2 separate regions of the Homo sapiens genome follow, and region 2 is linked to region 1. A link is a loop called in an ENCODE intact Hi-C map of the cell type or tissue named here. Cell type or tissue: MCF 10A. All regions are shown on one strand. Each heading gives the region's core, and the rest is flanking DNA. Links, peaks and the distances in the headings are about the cores only. Region 1 has its middle 1.3 Mb from the start of LRFN5. Region 2 has its middle 590 kb from the start of LINC02307.

Region 1 (8,648 bases), core at 4,077-6,576:
GAAAAATAGAAAATTATGTGAAAGACTTGGAAGATGGATCTGATCTATAATGCAAATAATAGGAATTCTCAAAGAAAAACAAAACATGATGAAAATAACTATCTGCAAACAATAGAATATTTATCTGAGATGAAGAATGGCTTGATTTGCAGATTTTATAGCTTTCTAGAATCCTATAGTAAGTTATTAAACACCCACACATCAATATCTTAGTAAAAATTATAAATTTAAGCATTAAGAAATACTTTAAGAATGTAAAATATTCTAGACAAAAGAAAAATGATAGATTTAGAAGAAAGAAAATCCTGTTGAAATTGAATTTCTTATTTTCATCAATGTGAACAAATAAATTATGATATAATAGGTTAGGGGAGTAGAATTCTGAAAGCAATAGCCAATCTTGAAATAATTTCTCTGTCAAGTCAAAAAAAAATGAAGGCATGTAAAAATACCAACAGTACTCCCCTCCTGTATTTGAAAGAACTATATATTCTAACATATTCTAAACAAAAGATTGAGATAAAGGAAAATTATAAAAAAAAAAGTGGAAATACATTGCACATTTTTATTGTTTCAAATAATTTAAATATGATTAGATATGTGTAATGAGTCTCAAATATTTTCTAACACCAAATATTTAAATCAATTACACAAAACATATTGGTGGAAGGAGGAGAGAGTGGCCGGGAGGTGAATAGGTTGGAGAGTAAGAAAGTAAAATACATTAAACTGCCTTGTTGAGGAAGCATCCAACTGGAAAGGAAGATTTGTTTTTGAAATGTTCCTATCATAGTTGAAAAGCATATGCTGTATTATATTATAAAGTATATTTGGAAAATACATTTTACCAAAAATGTTAATAAGGGTATGTAGTAACACAAAAGGTCAGATTGTCGAATCTGATTCCCAGAGACCCTGGTTCAAAATTGGAATTCATTTCAAATTGGATTCGACATGCAAGGTTCATTCAAACCAATTCATGTGGAGCCATCACTTATAAAGGGTACCATTTGAGTATGGAGCATATTTATTTTATATTCCATTGCTTATAAAGCTTACATTATTTTCATTCATTTTCCATCCAACCATCATAAACCCCTATACATTTATGAATCGAAGTTTTGTTTTGCTTTGTTGTGTTTACAATAAGTGGCCTAGAGAGAACAGGTATCTCGTGCTCACAATTCATAGGCAAGATACATGCATGAGTATTTTTCTAGTAAGCATTCTAAGTATTTTTAGAAAAGGTCTGGTTATTAATATGTTTAAAAGGGATTTGACTGAGTCACTTTTTACTCCTCAGCTGTCCCTGTTCAAAAGAAAGATTACAAGCCCATTCCAGTTCTTTTCTTGCCATCATAAAATTTTAAACTAACAATGGGAACAAAAGGAATACATTGAAACTTAAAAAGAAAAAGGAAATAAATACATAATGGTAAATCAATTAAATAAATATTTATGTTATTGCATTAATCATTAATGAAATTAATTATGAAAATATTAACAAATAGCTATGTATAGGTCAAGCAGAAAATGTTAGTAATCAAGATTATGCAAATAAAAAATTAACAAACTGAATACATATTTATACAAAATTTAAAAAGTGCATTGTTGTGTTTCCTGTATTAGTCCGTTCTCACACTGCTACACTGCTATAAAGAACTGCCAAAGACTGGGTAATTTGCAAAGAAAAGAGGTTTAATTAACTGACAGTTCCACATGGCTGGGGAAGCCTCGGGAAACTTACCATCATAGCAGAAGGGGAAGCAGGCACTTCTTACATGGCGGCAGGTGTGAGACAGAGAGAGAGAGTGCAAAAAGGAGGAAGAATCCCTTATAAAACCATCAGATCTCGTGAGAACTCACTCACTATCATGATAACAGCATGGGGGAATTCGCCCCCATGATCCAGTCACCTCTCTCCAGGTCCCTCCCCCAACATGTGGGGATTACAATTCAGATTAAAATTTGAGATAAGATTTGGCTGGGGACACAGCCAAACCATATCATGTACATAAAAACCTTTAATTAATTTGACAATACAGACACAAAGAAGTTTCAATAAACTTTAAAGAATAATATCAGTAAAACGCATGCTATTTTTGAAAACAATATTTTAACCAAATTAGAAATTATATATGTATATATATATAATACACGTTTATTTTTTTTTAATTTTTAAATGAAGCTCAATATTATTTAGGCATAGAAAGGGAATCACACTAGAAATTTTTATAAATTTAAAACTGAGGCCAGGCATGGTGGCTCACACCTGCATCCCAGCACTTTGGGAGACCGAGGAAGGCAGATCAAGAGGTCAAGAGTTTGAGACCAGTCTGACCAACATGGTGAAACCCCGTCTCTACTAAGAATACAAAAATTTGCTGGGTGTGGTGGCGCACAACTGTAATCCCAGCTACTTGGAAGGCTGAGACAAGAGAATGGCTTGAACCCAGGAGGGGGACGTTGCAGTGAACTGAGATCGCGCCACTGCACTCCAGTCTCGGCGGAAGAGTGAGACTCCGTCTCAAAAAAAAAAAATTAAAACTGAATGGTATTAATACTATGTGTCAAAGCAGGTGGAATAAAGCTAGAGTAGTAATTAGAGATATTACTGATAATTTAAATTTATTTTTATAAATTCTATATTAAAATAAAGGTATAGTATATTCTACAGAGGAAGTCAATAAAAGTACAACAAGATAAATCTGAATTAACTAGCTGAGGTGTAAAAAAGATATAAAAATTAGGACAGAAATCATGAAATTGAAAAAATACGAGAGTTTGAGAGAGAGTTAAAAAAAAACCCTCTTTAAAAAATGCAAGAAACTTATTTCCAGTAATATTTTTAAATAAAAAATGTAAAAGAAAAATAATATTAGGAAGAACAAAGGGAACATCCTTTTGTTTCTTAACAATTTTTTGCTAATGAATAACTTGAGCTTTTTTTCTTTTAGATTGTTATTTTGCTAATAGTCATAGATTTTAGATATAATAACCAATTTATAAATATTCAAGGATAGTATATTTCATAAACATAACTGTAGGTTTATAATAACATATTTGTTCTGTGATATGTTTCTTCTCCTACCCACTAATACAAAATGAATGAAAAGAATACAAAGCATAGTACTTTTAAATCAATGTTATCATTTAAGTGTAAAAACATAAGTTGTGAGGTCAAGTTATTGTAACATTCTCTTTGTACATTTTAATGAAAATTTAAATTGGTGAAGAGTTTGCTGATGTGTTTAAGTGTCTAAGAAGATGAAGATAAGAAAGAGAAAACTGGTAAATAAAATAATACAACCCTCAATATATCCAAATGATTTGTGAATTTTTAGTATACTAAAAACCACAAAGTTAGCAGTTTATTTCTTTGTAATTATTTTTGTTTCTTCTCTTCTGCATCACATGAAAATTTTCAGTATATCTGAAAATATTACAGATTCTGTGGGCTCTCAATTGGAGGCCTTCACATAAATTTGACACTTTGACACAGTGCCATTTATCGTTAAACATTGTGTCATTTTTCAGTCAGTCTTTGTGACTGTGTTCATGTCTCAACCAATTTGAATAAATTTTTCATAATGTCACTTCTAAGATTATAGTCAACATTTTAATAATTCTAAGATATGTCAGTTGTATGTATTTAGCCATTCTGTCAAAACCATTTATTTTCCTTCTTTCATCTTCAATTTTAATTTTAAGTTCAGAAGCACATGTGCAGAATATGCAGGTTTGTTACATAGGTAAATATGTGTCATAGTGGTTTGTTGCACATATTATCCCATCACCTAGGTATTAAGCCCAGCATCCATTAGGTATTCTTCCTGATTCTTCCCCTCCCCCTCCCCCTACCCCATGGGGCCCAGTATGAGTTGTTCCCCACCATGTGTCCACGTGTTCTCATCATTCCGCCCCGACTTATAAGCGATACCATGTGGTGTTTGGTTTCTATTTTATGTCTGCATAGTATTCCATGGTGTATATGTACTACATTTTCTATATCCAGTCTATCATTGATGGACATTTGAGTTGATTCTATGTCTTTGCTATTGTGACTAGTGTGGCAGTGAACATACATGTGCATGTATCTTCAAATAGAATGATTTATATTCCTTTAGGTATATACCCAGTAAGGAGATTGCTGGGTCATATGATATATCTGCCTCTAGATCTCTGAGAAATTGCCACATTGTCTTACAAAGCAGTTGAACTAATTTACACTCCAACCAAAAGTGTGAAATTGTGCTTTTTCTCCACAACCTAGCCAGCGTCTATTGTTTTTTGACTTTTTAATAATCATCATTCTGCCTGGCATGATATTGTATCTCATCGTGGTTTTGATTTGCATTTCTCTAATTATCAGTGATGCTGAGATTTTTTTTCATATGTTTGTTAGCCAAATGCATGTCTTCTTTTGAGAAGTGTCTGTTCATGTTCTTTGCCCACTTTATAATGGAGTTAGTTGTTTTCTTTTTCTTGTAACTTTATTTAAGTTTCTTGTAGACTCTGGATATTAGACCTTTGTCAGATGTATAGATTGAAAAATCCTTTAAAAAACCAAATATACTCTTTGTCTGGATTACATAATAATACATGTTTAACTTTCTTTCTCCTCTACTTTTATTTTTTATCTGATTTTCTAAATACTAAATATAGCAATATTTTGAAATCAAAGATCTTACATCGCTCCATATTGTTAAAGAAATTTAGATATCACTTTAAAATAGTGGGTGAATATGTTAATCTATTTGATGCCAAGAGAAATCATAAGTACTGTTTGATACTTATGTTATTGAGTTTACCTTCTCTTTTTATTAGCAATGGATATTAGCATGTCTTAATTATTTTACATTGATAAAAATGCACATTGGATCTTACCAAAACATTCATGAGAAGTTTCACTGTCAATAAGTATTCACAACTCTTCCTTTTCCTAATCTACATACTTTTACAGCCTTTGCAGGGCATTTATTATTAATAAACTTACTTGCTAATGTGTGGAAGAATAAATTTTTCCATGAGACTGACTTACTGGATTCAGGCACTCCTGTTTCTTATTTAAACATACTGAGTCTTTTCAATAGTGTGGCAATAAAAAAGAAAATAGATCATTATACCAAAAAGATATATGCACTCATATGTTCATTGTGGTGCCATTCACAATACCAAGGATATGACATCAACCTAAGTGCTTATAGTGCTTATCAATGGTGGGTCAGACAAAGGTAACATGGCCCATATACACCATGCAATACTACCCAGCCATAAAAAGAATGATATATTCTTTGCCACAACATAGATGGAGCTGGAGGCCAAGTCCTAAGCAAATTAACTTAGAGACAGAAAACTAAATATTGTATGCTCTCACTTTTAAGTGGGAACTAAACATTGAGCACATATGAACATAAACATAGGAACAATAAGTACTGCAGCCTACTAGAGTAGGGAAGGACAGAGTGGGGTGTGTGTTGAAAAGCTATCTATCTGGTGAGCTATGCTCACCACCAGGGTGCAATATACTCATGTAACAAACCTGGCCATGTATACTTTATATCTAATATAAAAGTTGAAATTTAAAAAAATACTGAATCAGTTTATGAAACACAAAGACTCATATGACCCACATGTAGTGGGCTACCTCATACTCTCTTATAATCCCATTAGCTGCAATGTGAATTTTCTATATGTTTTCTTTCAATCTGTATTTGTTAATTTCACTTTGATAGTTATTTCCTCAAATACTAGAAAAATCATGTTATTAAATACTAGATGAATTATGATTTGGAAAACAAAGCGTGTTTCCAATAAATCATAAATCATTATGGAAATATTTAGAAAAGCTTCAAAAAGTCTATCAAATCAGCATTACTTGTCATGTATTCAATAGAAAAATAAACTAAAAATATAAGAATTCAATACTGAAAACATTTTGTAGGCATACTGAATCTCTTGGTCATTTCTAAAGAAATAGAAAAAATTCAAATAGTAGAACATTCATTGTACATGTGTTTTCTGCGAGTATTTTTCCAGAGAACTATTATTTTGTGATCTATATTTAAAGGCCTTTTTTGCTTATAACAATCTTGGTGAAAAAAGTCCATTTGTATATTTTTAAATCAAAATAATAAAGTTTTATATGAACCTTTAAAACATATTTTATTATCAGTTGCAATGTCATCAGACACCAACAATATTTATAAAATTGCAAGGAAATCTAGTTTGTTAGGGTCTTTCCATTATTTATTTTGTTCATTATATAAGAAATTTTGTGCTTCAGTTTTATTTTAGATTCATAGGTAATATACCAGGTATCTATCTGTTTTTATCTTGTAAAAACACATGGCTTCTCATTTTAGGTTAGGAAATCTATTGAACAAATTTTGTACCATTCTTCCTAAGCTATATTATTGCTGAATGGATTTTTAAGCAACACGAATTAAGGAACTCATTTATGCAAATTTTTCTCAGCCTATCTTAAATAGATCAACCAAGCAGACTACTCATTACAAGACCATTAGTTAAAGAGAAGCTAGTTCATATGGGTGTTATAGACCAATACGTAAAAAAATATGCAAATGATAAGCAAACAAACAAGCAAAAGCATTGTAAATAGCAGGCATGAAATTAAGCAACTCCCCATTCTTCTAGCCAAGGCTCTAGTGCAAGAAATCTTCAACATCTGTATATACAGTCCCTAGATGAAAGTGGCTGCTATTTTATTTAGGACAAAGAAACATGACTACTTCAAAGCTTTGATTTCCAAGTATTTTGCTTACTCTTCATGGTGGAAATCAATGTGATTTGAATTTGCTCTTAAAATGTCACTTGAGCAGGCTAGATGTATGCTGTAAAGGTCTTACTGTCTGAACTCATGCCACAACTTCATGTTCTTGTCCGTCAAGTACTGGTCTCCTTACACATCTCTCTAAGCTAGATTTTTTTTTTTAATTTTCCTTTAAGTTCCAGCATACATGGGCAGAACGTGCAGGTATTTTACATAGGTATATGTGCACCATGGTGGTTTGCTGCACCTATTGAATTGTCCTCTAAGCTCCCTCCCCTCACTCCCCCACACCCTCTAACAGGCCCTGGTGTGTGCTGTTCCCCTCCCTGTGTCAATGTGTTCTCATTGTTCAATTTCCACTTAGGTGAGAACATATGGTGTTTGGTTTCCTGTTCTAGTTTTAGTTTGCTAATGATGTTGGCTTCCAGCTTCATCCATGTCTCTGCAAAGGACATGATCCCATTACTTTTTATGGCTGCATAGATTCCATGGTGTATATATACCACATTTTCTTTATCCAATCTATCATTTATGAGCATTTGGGTTGGTTACATGACTTGGCTGTTGTAAATAGTGCTGCATAAATATACACGTGCATGTGTCTTTATAGTAGAATAATTTATATTCCTTTGGGTATTGTATTAGTCCATTTTTAAGCTGCTGATAAAAACATACCAGAGATTCGGCAATTTACAAAAGAAAGACTTTAATGGACTTGTAGTTTCATGTGGCTGTGGAGGCCTCACAATCATGGCAGAAGGTGAAAGGCATGTGTCACATGGCAGTAGACAAGAGAAGAGAGCTTGTGCAGGAAAACTTCGCTTTTGAAAATGATCAGCTGTCATGACACTTATTCACTACCACAAGAACAACAGAAGAAAGACCTGCCCCCATGATTCAATTACCTCCTACTGAGTCCCTCCCACAACACATGGAAATTCAAGATGAGATTTGGGTGGGGAGAGAGCCAGACCATATCATTCCACCCCTGGTCTCTCCCAAATCTCATGCCCTCACATTTCAAAACCAATCATGCCACCCCAACAGTCCCCCAAAGTCTTAACTCATTTCATCACTAACTCAAAAGTCCACAATTCAAAGTCTCATCCAAGACAGGGCAAGTCTATTTTGCCTATGAGCACGTAAAATCAAAAGCAAGTTAGTTACTTCCTAGATTCAATGGTGGTATAGGCATTGGGTAAATATAGCCATTTCAAATGTGAGAAATTGGCCAAAACAAAGGGATTACAGGCCCCAAGCAAGTCTGAAATCCAGCAGGGCAGGCAAATCTTAAAGAACAAATGATTTCCTTTTATTGCATGTCTCACATTTGGGTCATGCTGATGCAAGTGGTGGGTTCCCATTGTCTTGGGCAGCTCCACCTCTGTGACTTTGAAGGATATAGCCCCTCCTGGCTGATTTCACAAGCTGGCATGGAGTGTCTGTGGCTTTTCCAGGTGCACGGTGCAAGCTGTTGGTGGATCTGCCGTATTCTGGGAGCTGGAAAATGGTGGCCCTCTTCTCACAGCTCCACTAGTCAGTGTCCCAGTAGGGACTCTGCATGGGGGCTTCAACCCCACATTTCCCTTTAACACTCCCTAACAAAGGTTCTTCATGAGGGCCTCACCCCTGCAGCCAATTTCTGCCTGGGCATCCAGCCATTACCATACATCATCTGAAAATCTAGGCAGAGGTTCCCAAATCTCAATTTTTGACTTCTGTGCACTCTCAGGTTCAACACCACATGGAAGCTGCCAAGGCTTGGGGCTTGCATCCTGTGAAGCCATGGCCCAAGCTCTACATTGGCCCCTTTCAGCCATGGCTGGAGTGGCTGGGATGCAGGGCACCAAGTCCC
Region 2 (8,648 bases), core at 3,401-5,900, 880 kb after region 1:
TTAAAGGATTATTGTAGTTTCTTATATGAGTCATTTCCTAAACATGCATAATTAGTGCATGTAATATTTAAACTACAGGGAGATGCCTCAAACTCTCACAAACATGTTTATTTTAAAAAAAGGGAAAAGAAGGGAATAAATAAACCCTTCATGCTAAAACTAAGAAAACTGAGACAGGAAATCTACTTTATAAAACAGGAAGGCATTAAATTCCTTAGAGTCCAATTAAAAGGTAATTAAATGTAAAAGAAACTCTACTATAAGCATGGTATTAATATATCTGATAATGTTACCATAAGAATGATCAACTGGAATACCTAGAGAATAGGGAGATGAGAGAGCAACAATATGATACTATTTTGCTTAACACTGTTCAGTTCTGAGGGATGCTGGTACTGTACACACTATTTTCCTGGGAGGTGATTTCTGTTAAGAGACACAAGTGGCTCATTTTACCCATGACAATCTCATCTCCTTTTGTTCAGATATTTTGTTCCCCCCCCGCCAAAAAAAAACCTTCTAATTTTTTAGTTCCCTTTTTCAGGTTTTCCAATTTTAGAAAGGAGGTGCCTGGGATATAGGGCAGAATTTTAAATATTGTCTAGTGAAATTTAGTATATTGATCTTTTAATTTATTCATCCTTATCCTATGATTTTAAGAATTTAGTTGAATGTAACCTTTTCTATTGTCATTCCAGCTGAGTGAAGAAGCTCAGTTGAAGCAGCTCAATTATTTTATGATAAAAATAATAGAAGAAATGCTTTAATGTAATAGATGATCAAAACCAGTGAATGTTACAGTAAGTCAGTGGTGAGAATTCAGATGAGAATGAGATCAAATTTTATGGTGGGGGTCAAAAGTAGCAGTGATGGGTAAGATAAATTGGGTTTTTGAGAGATTAAGTGCAGCTTTTGTCATATCTGGACAGAATACAAGTCAATATCCCACCCAGAAGTAGAAGACATATTCTGCTCTGTCTCTAAGGAAAATTATGACCTTTGCTGAGTGATTCACTCCCAAATGGGATACAGAAGGTGCCAAGTAAATAGTCCACCTTTATTTCTGTAGGAATTCTATGTCCCTAAGAGATCTCGTAGAAACAGCCCTCTTCTGTCCAGCCTCTAAAATATCTCAAATTCCTTTCTATTTTGAATGAATTAACTTTAAATTATCCATGGGATATAATCTCTTATATATCCTCTGTCACTCCAGGTGAAAATAAAAGTCTCCTTCATTATCTAAATTATCATCTATGTTTCTACATTATTATCTGTCTTGATGTTTCAATGGTTCATTTAAAATGTTTCAACTGATTTTAACTTCTATTTGTTTTGGTTTAATAGGGAAACTGCATTTATGCTTATTTATCTTTTAAACACTAAAGGCAGATGACATTTTAAAATTCCTTATGGAAATAGAAAGAGTATACTATATATGATAAAATGGACCTCCAGTTGGGTAGGTAATTTCTTCTTCCAGAGTACTTTTCTCCACAGTAAAGGAAAACACTTCTAAGATCCAACAGAAGAGCCTAAAATTTTGACCAGCGCTTTTGATCTTTTATATTCTCACCTCTAGCCTTTATTATCTTCATATTTTCTTTTTTAAATTTTTTACATACCTACAAATGATCTATATTTTTACTACAAAAACAAGCAGCTAAGCATATCCACAGTTTGGCCATTTCTGTATATTTTGAGTAGAGAAAAAGTGAAGAGAAAGAAGTGCTGTTTTTGCTTCTGAAAGTAGCCAGTGACTAATTCTTATGTCTCTCTGTTGTGTGTGCGTTGTAGCGATGCTCCTGTGTTCATTGCATCCCTCAAGCCTTTGTTGATACTTGTTACTTGGGATAGGAGGCGACTCTGCCAAAAATATTTCTCAAAATAGCTTGCATATTTGACATACATGAGAAAACTTTTATAAGCAAGTGAAAACAAACTTTGAAGTCCTGAGATGCTAGATACTTCTATAAAAAGTAATTCTTCATATTTAAAGTTAAATTTCCAAAGCGATTTGTTCATGCATTTTCATATTGCTTATTGTAAATTATATTGTTAAATTAACAAACAGCCAAGCATAAAACTTAAACAAAGAAGTATACCTCTAAGACTTAATGGATAGGGCACATTTACATTAGTTCTTTGTTAGAGTCTGTCTATTGCTTAGTGTTGACCCTCTGCCCATGGCAAACACCACGGAGTAGACTATTTCAGCACCAGGAATGACTTTGTGATATCTCTCTCTATCAGCTTTGGCAATATGTTAAGAGGCTAAAAAGGATCTGAGAAAAAAGTTTAGAAGTTGCAGCCCCTGGCAAAATTCATTAAAAGGCATGGCACAGAAGTTGAAAAGCTCATCATAGAACTACAGTCAGCATTAACACTGCAGGGCTCCAGTACTTTCCCAGAAAATGCGACACCTCCAGGCATTCTTTGATTTTAGATTGCCAGCCAAAGCAAAGCACCAAAAGCCAGAAAGAGCAAGAAAAATTGATCTTCTGTCAGCAACCAAAACGACCTATAATCTTGTTCTACTTGAAAATTGTTAGTAAGTTGCAAAAAGGCTTGGGAAAAAGGAATTTGGTGGAAACTTCTTTCCTGAAATTCTTCCAAGATCCTAATTGTTCATCAAATATCCAAGAAATATGTACCCAGGGATGCTTAGGAAAAATATTAACAAATTATACTTAATGTTTACAGTGGAAGAGATACTAAACCAAGCACTTTAAGGGCATAACTCTATTTAATTCTCACACCAACTCCACAAGGTAGGTACTACTATTTCTCAAATTTTACAAATGTTTGAATTGAAGTGAAATGAAGTTAAGTGACTAGCTCAAGAGTATATAGTAGACTATAGAGGTGGGACTCAAGATGCAATACACTTCCTTCCTAACTACTGTAAAATACTGCCTCAAAATAACATAGAAATAAAACAATCCAAACCTTTATGTCTCCTATGCCAATGAGAGGCTACTCTTCAAATATTTCCTAGAATGATTGTCTATGAAAAAATTAAGTAAGCATTGAAAGAGATTGTTAGACAACAAAACAATAATTTATATTCAATTCCCTTTGCTCAAGAATATCATTAAATCTTTTATATTCTCAATAATCAAATAATTTTTCCATGAATTGTTTATTATTATCCCTTTTCATTTTTCTTCATATATATAAAATAGGCCTTTTCTATTGTTACTCTATTTTCCCTCAAACAGAGAATCCTGGAAAACAGTTCTATTTCTTCTGTATTTTAGAATGAATATAGACTCATTAGGAAATCTTATACTTGTATGTGTGCATACCTATATATTTTTATTTTAGATTCAGGGGGTACATGTGCAGGTTTGCTACATGGATATATTGTATAATGGTGGGGTTTGGGCTTCTAGTGTATCCTTCATCTGAATACTGAACATTGTACACAATAAGTAATTTTCTAACATTCACCTCCCTCTTAACCTCTGCACATTTGGAGTACCCAGTGTCTATTATTTTCTTCTTTATGTTCATATGTACTCATTGTTTAGCTCTCACCTATAAATGAGAATATGCAGTATTTGACTTGCTGTTTCTTATTTTACTCAAGATAATGGCCTCTGGCTTCTTCTATGTTGCTGCAAAGGACATGATATTCATTTTTATGGCTGTATAATATTCCATGGTGTATATGTACCACAATTCTTTTATTCACTCATCCATTGATGGACTGTTAGGTTTATTCTATGACTTTGCTATTGTGAATAATGTGTGATACACATAAAAGTTCAGGTGTCTTTTCTGGCAAAATAATTTCTTTTTTATTGAGTAGATACCCAGTAGTGGGATTGTCGGGTTAAATCGTAGTTCTACTTTTAGTTATTTGAGAAATCTTCATACTCTTTTTCATAGAAAACACTGTATATTTACTAAGCATAACATTGTCTGACCACAGTGCCAAGTAAGGAATCCATTTTTCCCTGCCAGAAGCTTCATAATTCTTCTAAAAGGTAGTAGTAGTTCAATAAAATAGGGACATATTATTCTAAAGTGCTACCGGGAGACAAATGTAAATATTGCACTGGGTAGTCATGCTCAATCAAATGAGCCAGAGCCAAAAAAAAATTATGACACCTCACCTTGGGCTAGGATTTGTAAGAAAATATACAGATATAAAATATATCTATGGAATAATTATTTTCTTATTCATTTCCATTTTTATTTGAGTATTTTACTAATAATAGTCAAAGAATTAACTCATTGTTTGAACTGAATTTTACATGTGTGTTTTACCAGAGTCATTTTTATTATGTAAATTATTTTCTTTTTAAAAAATGTCAGTAATTTAGCCTGTCTCCCTTTGCAAATCTATTTCAAATTTATCAAGGATTTAGAATTCAAAGGAAAAAGTATGTAGGTCATTGCTAAGCCCATTAACAGCAGCATTATCTTGCCACCAAGTGGTAGTTTCTGAATTGCACTGCAGGAGTTTGTGGTATTTTCAAGAGTATATCTTTTATACCATATTTAGTATTTGCTAAAAATCATCAAACCCATTATGAATGTGAAAATAATGGATAATATATGCCTTTCCCAAAGTATTCATATTTGAGAGGTGTTTATAATAAAAAGACTTGGTATTTGTGCTTCCTAATTTCTGGATTGATTCAAACTCCATCAGGTTTCACAGTGTTCAAGATAAACCCAAAATGATTAAGTGTAAATATTCTAAAAGCTTTGTTTAGGACTTTGAATTTTAAGACATGATATCATTTGCTCTCCTTTAATCTTTGCTAAAGGTTGAATTCTGTTAACTAAAAAGATATCTGCAATGATGTAATTAGTTAAGATGAAGTCATATTGGAAGAGGGTGGTCTTCTTATCTAATACAATTAGAGAAGACAGGTATTTGGACACAGACTCACAGAGGGAAGATGATGTGCAGACACATAGGGAGAAGATAGCCATATGAGGGTGGAGGCAGAGATTAGACTAATGCATATACAAGCTGACATCAAGGATTGCCAGCAAATACCAGAAGCTAGAAGCAGCAGAAAAAAGGAGATTCTTCTTTACAGGGTGCAGAGGGCCATGATGACACCTTCGTTTCAGACTTCTAGCCTCCAGACCTGTAATACAATAAATTTCTTTTGTTTTAAACCACTCAGTTTGTGGTAGCTTGTTATGACAGCGCCAGAAAACTAAAATAATTTTCCTTTCAAACTTAAAGTGTTTCTGCTAGATCACTAGTTAGACACTGATGTTGAGAAGACTAAGATTTATGGAACATTTAGACCTATTTGGGCTCCCCCAAAGAGAACCGCCTTTACTAAATTGTTAGTTTATTCCCTGTTACCTGAAGACAAAAATCAACATAGATTCAGAATGTAAATGTCAGGATGGAGCTGAAAGTAAACAAATAAGAATAATAACAGTAAAACAATTGGAGGGACCATCTGTGTTAGCTACTTGGCTTTATCCAAAGGAAAAAATAAAATTTTTCTGTTTTTATTACAAGAGGTAGTTTCGCAATTTATGGCAAGTGGCCACCGCTCAAAGTTAGGCTCCTATACTCACACAGAGACTGAGAGGCGGGTATTACCTTCCTCAATGGTTACATTCCAAATATATGTTTCCTAGGTCCCAAACAAAGACAGTCTTGAGTTTATAAGCTAGTAAGCCTTTTAAAATTATTTACATCTTAAAGTCAGAGAAAGAATTTGCAATTGCAAGCTTATTAACATGAATGCTCTGAGAAAAGGGAGGGGTGAGTCCTCTGGGGTTAGGCTATCTGAATTCTGTAAGGGCTAGGGTGAATGGAAGATCAGGGGCCTATGGGCAGGGGCAGAAAGAAGCCTCTCTAAAGGTTAGTCAAGCTGAGGGAAAGGTTACGGCCCTCTTGGTCAGCCTTTCCCATTAGTTATTTTCAAACCTGATAGAAGGCCTTGGGTAGCATTCTCAAGATCTTCTCCCTCAGTCCAACCTAAAGCCTGTTCTTTTAATCTCCTGAATGGTTGCACTTCAAACTATCCTAGGATTCTCTATCATATGTAAAACTCTTATGCTCTGGCATGGACAACAGCCTCTTCATTCATCCTTCTCATCACTGTAAACATTTTAGAATTTAAGCCTGATTTTGTGATTCCGCTGCTTAGTCTTTCACTAATGCATCATTGTCAAAGGTCAAAAAAAAAAAAAAAATCAACCTTTGAGAAACTTCACTAACTTGGCTAATTGGAAAAGTTTTCCCCACTTCTTGCAAGACGAACGCCATCACCTGTGCAAGAAGAAAACAATTAGGTAGAGACTGACCTGAGAGAATATCACATCTTTTTAATCAAAGCTCAGCTGATAACTAGCTTTGTGACATTGAGCAAGTCACAGAATCTATGGTAAAACAACTAATCAATTAAAATTAAATTAGAGAAGATATCTCCTATTTTCCAGTCCATAGCTTATTTTGGCAAACGGGGCTTGGAAGCACAAATGTTTTCTTCTTTGGTCTTTTGTTTTTGATTAAATTTATCTCCTGCAGGTAGAGGATGTTACAGCACAAGGGAGATTTTTATATAATAATTTCAGGGACTTTATTTCCTTTTTTAAAAAGATTTTTGGGGAAAAAATAAAAGATTCACAAGGTTTTTCCCTTAGGTAGCTTTTCTTGGGTTCTAATTACCTATGCCATTAAAGGTGTTATTTTTATTATTGCCTGTGGGTATTTGTTTGAGAAATTTGATAATAAAATAGAGAAAACAGTAAAGTTTACAACCTTCACTTGTTAATACATTGACCCCGAAAGAACTCTTAGCTCTCTTGGGTAAATTTATTTTAAACTTGTTAATATCGACTTAATATAGCATTTCTCCAGAAATTATTTTAAAATATGTTGGCATAAGTATTTGTCCTTAAGAAGAGTATGTAACGAAGGCAAAATAGTCCTAAAAACTAACTCTGCAGCATATTACTTAGTAAAAAAACATCAAAATTATACATCTATTAGGAGCTCAATTTTATAATCCAATTAAAATAAAATGAAATTTGAAATTTAGAATGCATAAGGACCCTATATGTGTCCCATATTGTGATCGCATAGAACCCTGTCAAAACATTTTTAAATCATTACCAATTATAAATTACAGATGTCTCAGCAATTGTTTAACAAGGAAAATAGCAATTATTTCAATCCTCATATAATGATAGTCTTAAACAGCATTTCCAGGTGCTATTAAGGTCTCTGATATTACAGTAATTTTGAATCCAATATTAAAGAAGTCATTGTGACTTTACAATAACCAAGGGTTTTTTTTTAACTTTCTCAGGACAATTTTAATTTCTTTAATTTCTTTAGTATAGTTTGACTCTAACTTCAGGTTAGAAATGTTTATGAAAAGTATTTTTCATTAAATATAGTTTCTTGTAGGTGTTTTATAAAGATTTAATAGTAAAAATTTTATGGCAGCATCTAAATGTAACTAACTACATTAATTATATCCTGATATATCATATGACAATATCCTCTAGGAATAACTACTAATAAAGGCTGCATTTTATATGTAGACAGCATATTATACAAAATATACTCATTTTTCTATTTTAATATATGACAGATTTTATTCTATTAGTAGAACAGAAGTGAAAATTATGCTAGACAATTACAAAGGAATTGAGGAAAATTGAGGAAATTTCCTCAAATTTCCTTGTGGAAGATTACGTCGAAAATTAGGGTAACCTTTTTCTCATATTTTACCAAGCAATTATTTGATATAAACATCAATTTCCTAAACAAATTTAAGGTGAAAAAAATAGCATTTAAAGGTAAACTATAACAAAAACTATGTAAAGTTAGTATATGAATTATATGTTGTAAAGTCTTACTGATTTGTGACAAGTAGACTGGGGATTTGGCTTTGAATATCCAAGCAGCAATGAAAAGATTGGAACATAATCAATGGTAAACAACCCATTTCTCAGAGGAAGCAACACTGTTGCTAGAACAGACACCATTTAAACTCTCATGGTAATTCTATGGAATAATTGCTGATAATGTCTCCTTTTAAAAGATAAGGGAACTACAAATCAAAAAGATTAGGTAATTTTCCCAGGGTCCCACAGTTGGTAAATGGTAAAACCAGAATAATAAACTTAGAAGTTCCTATTTGTTTTTATCACTGTGTGGTACTGGCATTAAAACATCACTACTTCCTGACTTATGATGGCATAAAGCTAAAGCACTGTTACTGAATGGGAGAAACACCGTTTATCGGGAGCAAGTATAATTAGACATATAATTAATTAAACATTTTATTAAATACTTATCTTTATCAACCTCTGAATTGGTCCTGTAAAAACAGTGAGGAACAAGCTATTTTGGGGTTTGGAGAAGTTGTTGGGGAGTACCTATCAGTACATACAATGTCTCTGCAAGAATTTTTCAAGTGAGTTACAAAATAGCACTCTTTATCAGTGTAAATTAACTGAAAGGGCAAATGATTTGGTAAAGAGTAGAACATAGACCCTACCAGTTCATTCTCTCTTATATGGGCACTTTGCAGTACACGAAGTGCAAAATCCTTCTCAATAGTCCTGAGATAGACATAATCATTGCTCACACAGAGTTCAAAGGCTGAGAGGAAAAAGAATGCATCTAAATGGAGATTTTAGAAAAAGAA

Evidence for each region. A loop is a pair of places that touch in the nucleus more often than their neighbours do. Peaks named below come from ENCODE experiments on the same cell type or tissue, not always from the same donor. Only the 100,000 strongest peaks of a DNase experiment are listed, where the experiment ranks them.
Region 2: it touches region 1 in a loop (12-fold over the local background); 2 of 110 quality-filtered maps call a loop at or near these places.

Annotation. Positions count from the first base shown.
Region 1 is chr14:42,906,346-42,914,993 of GRCh38, forward strand. No RefSeq gene overlaps it. Among named protein-coding and RNA genes, the nearest start is that of LRFN5, 1.3 Mb to the left of the region's middle. In MCF 10A, for the core only: a CTCF peak has its summit at 5,569; no DNase peak of the experiment used is centred there.
Region 2 is chr14:43,791,377-43,800,024 of GRCh38, forward strand. No RefSeq gene overlaps it. Among named protein-coding and RNA genes, the nearest start is that of LINC02307, 590 kb to the right of the region's middle. In MCF 10A, for the core only: a CTCF peak has its summit at 4,437 (motif pointing left); no DNase peak of the experiment used is centred there.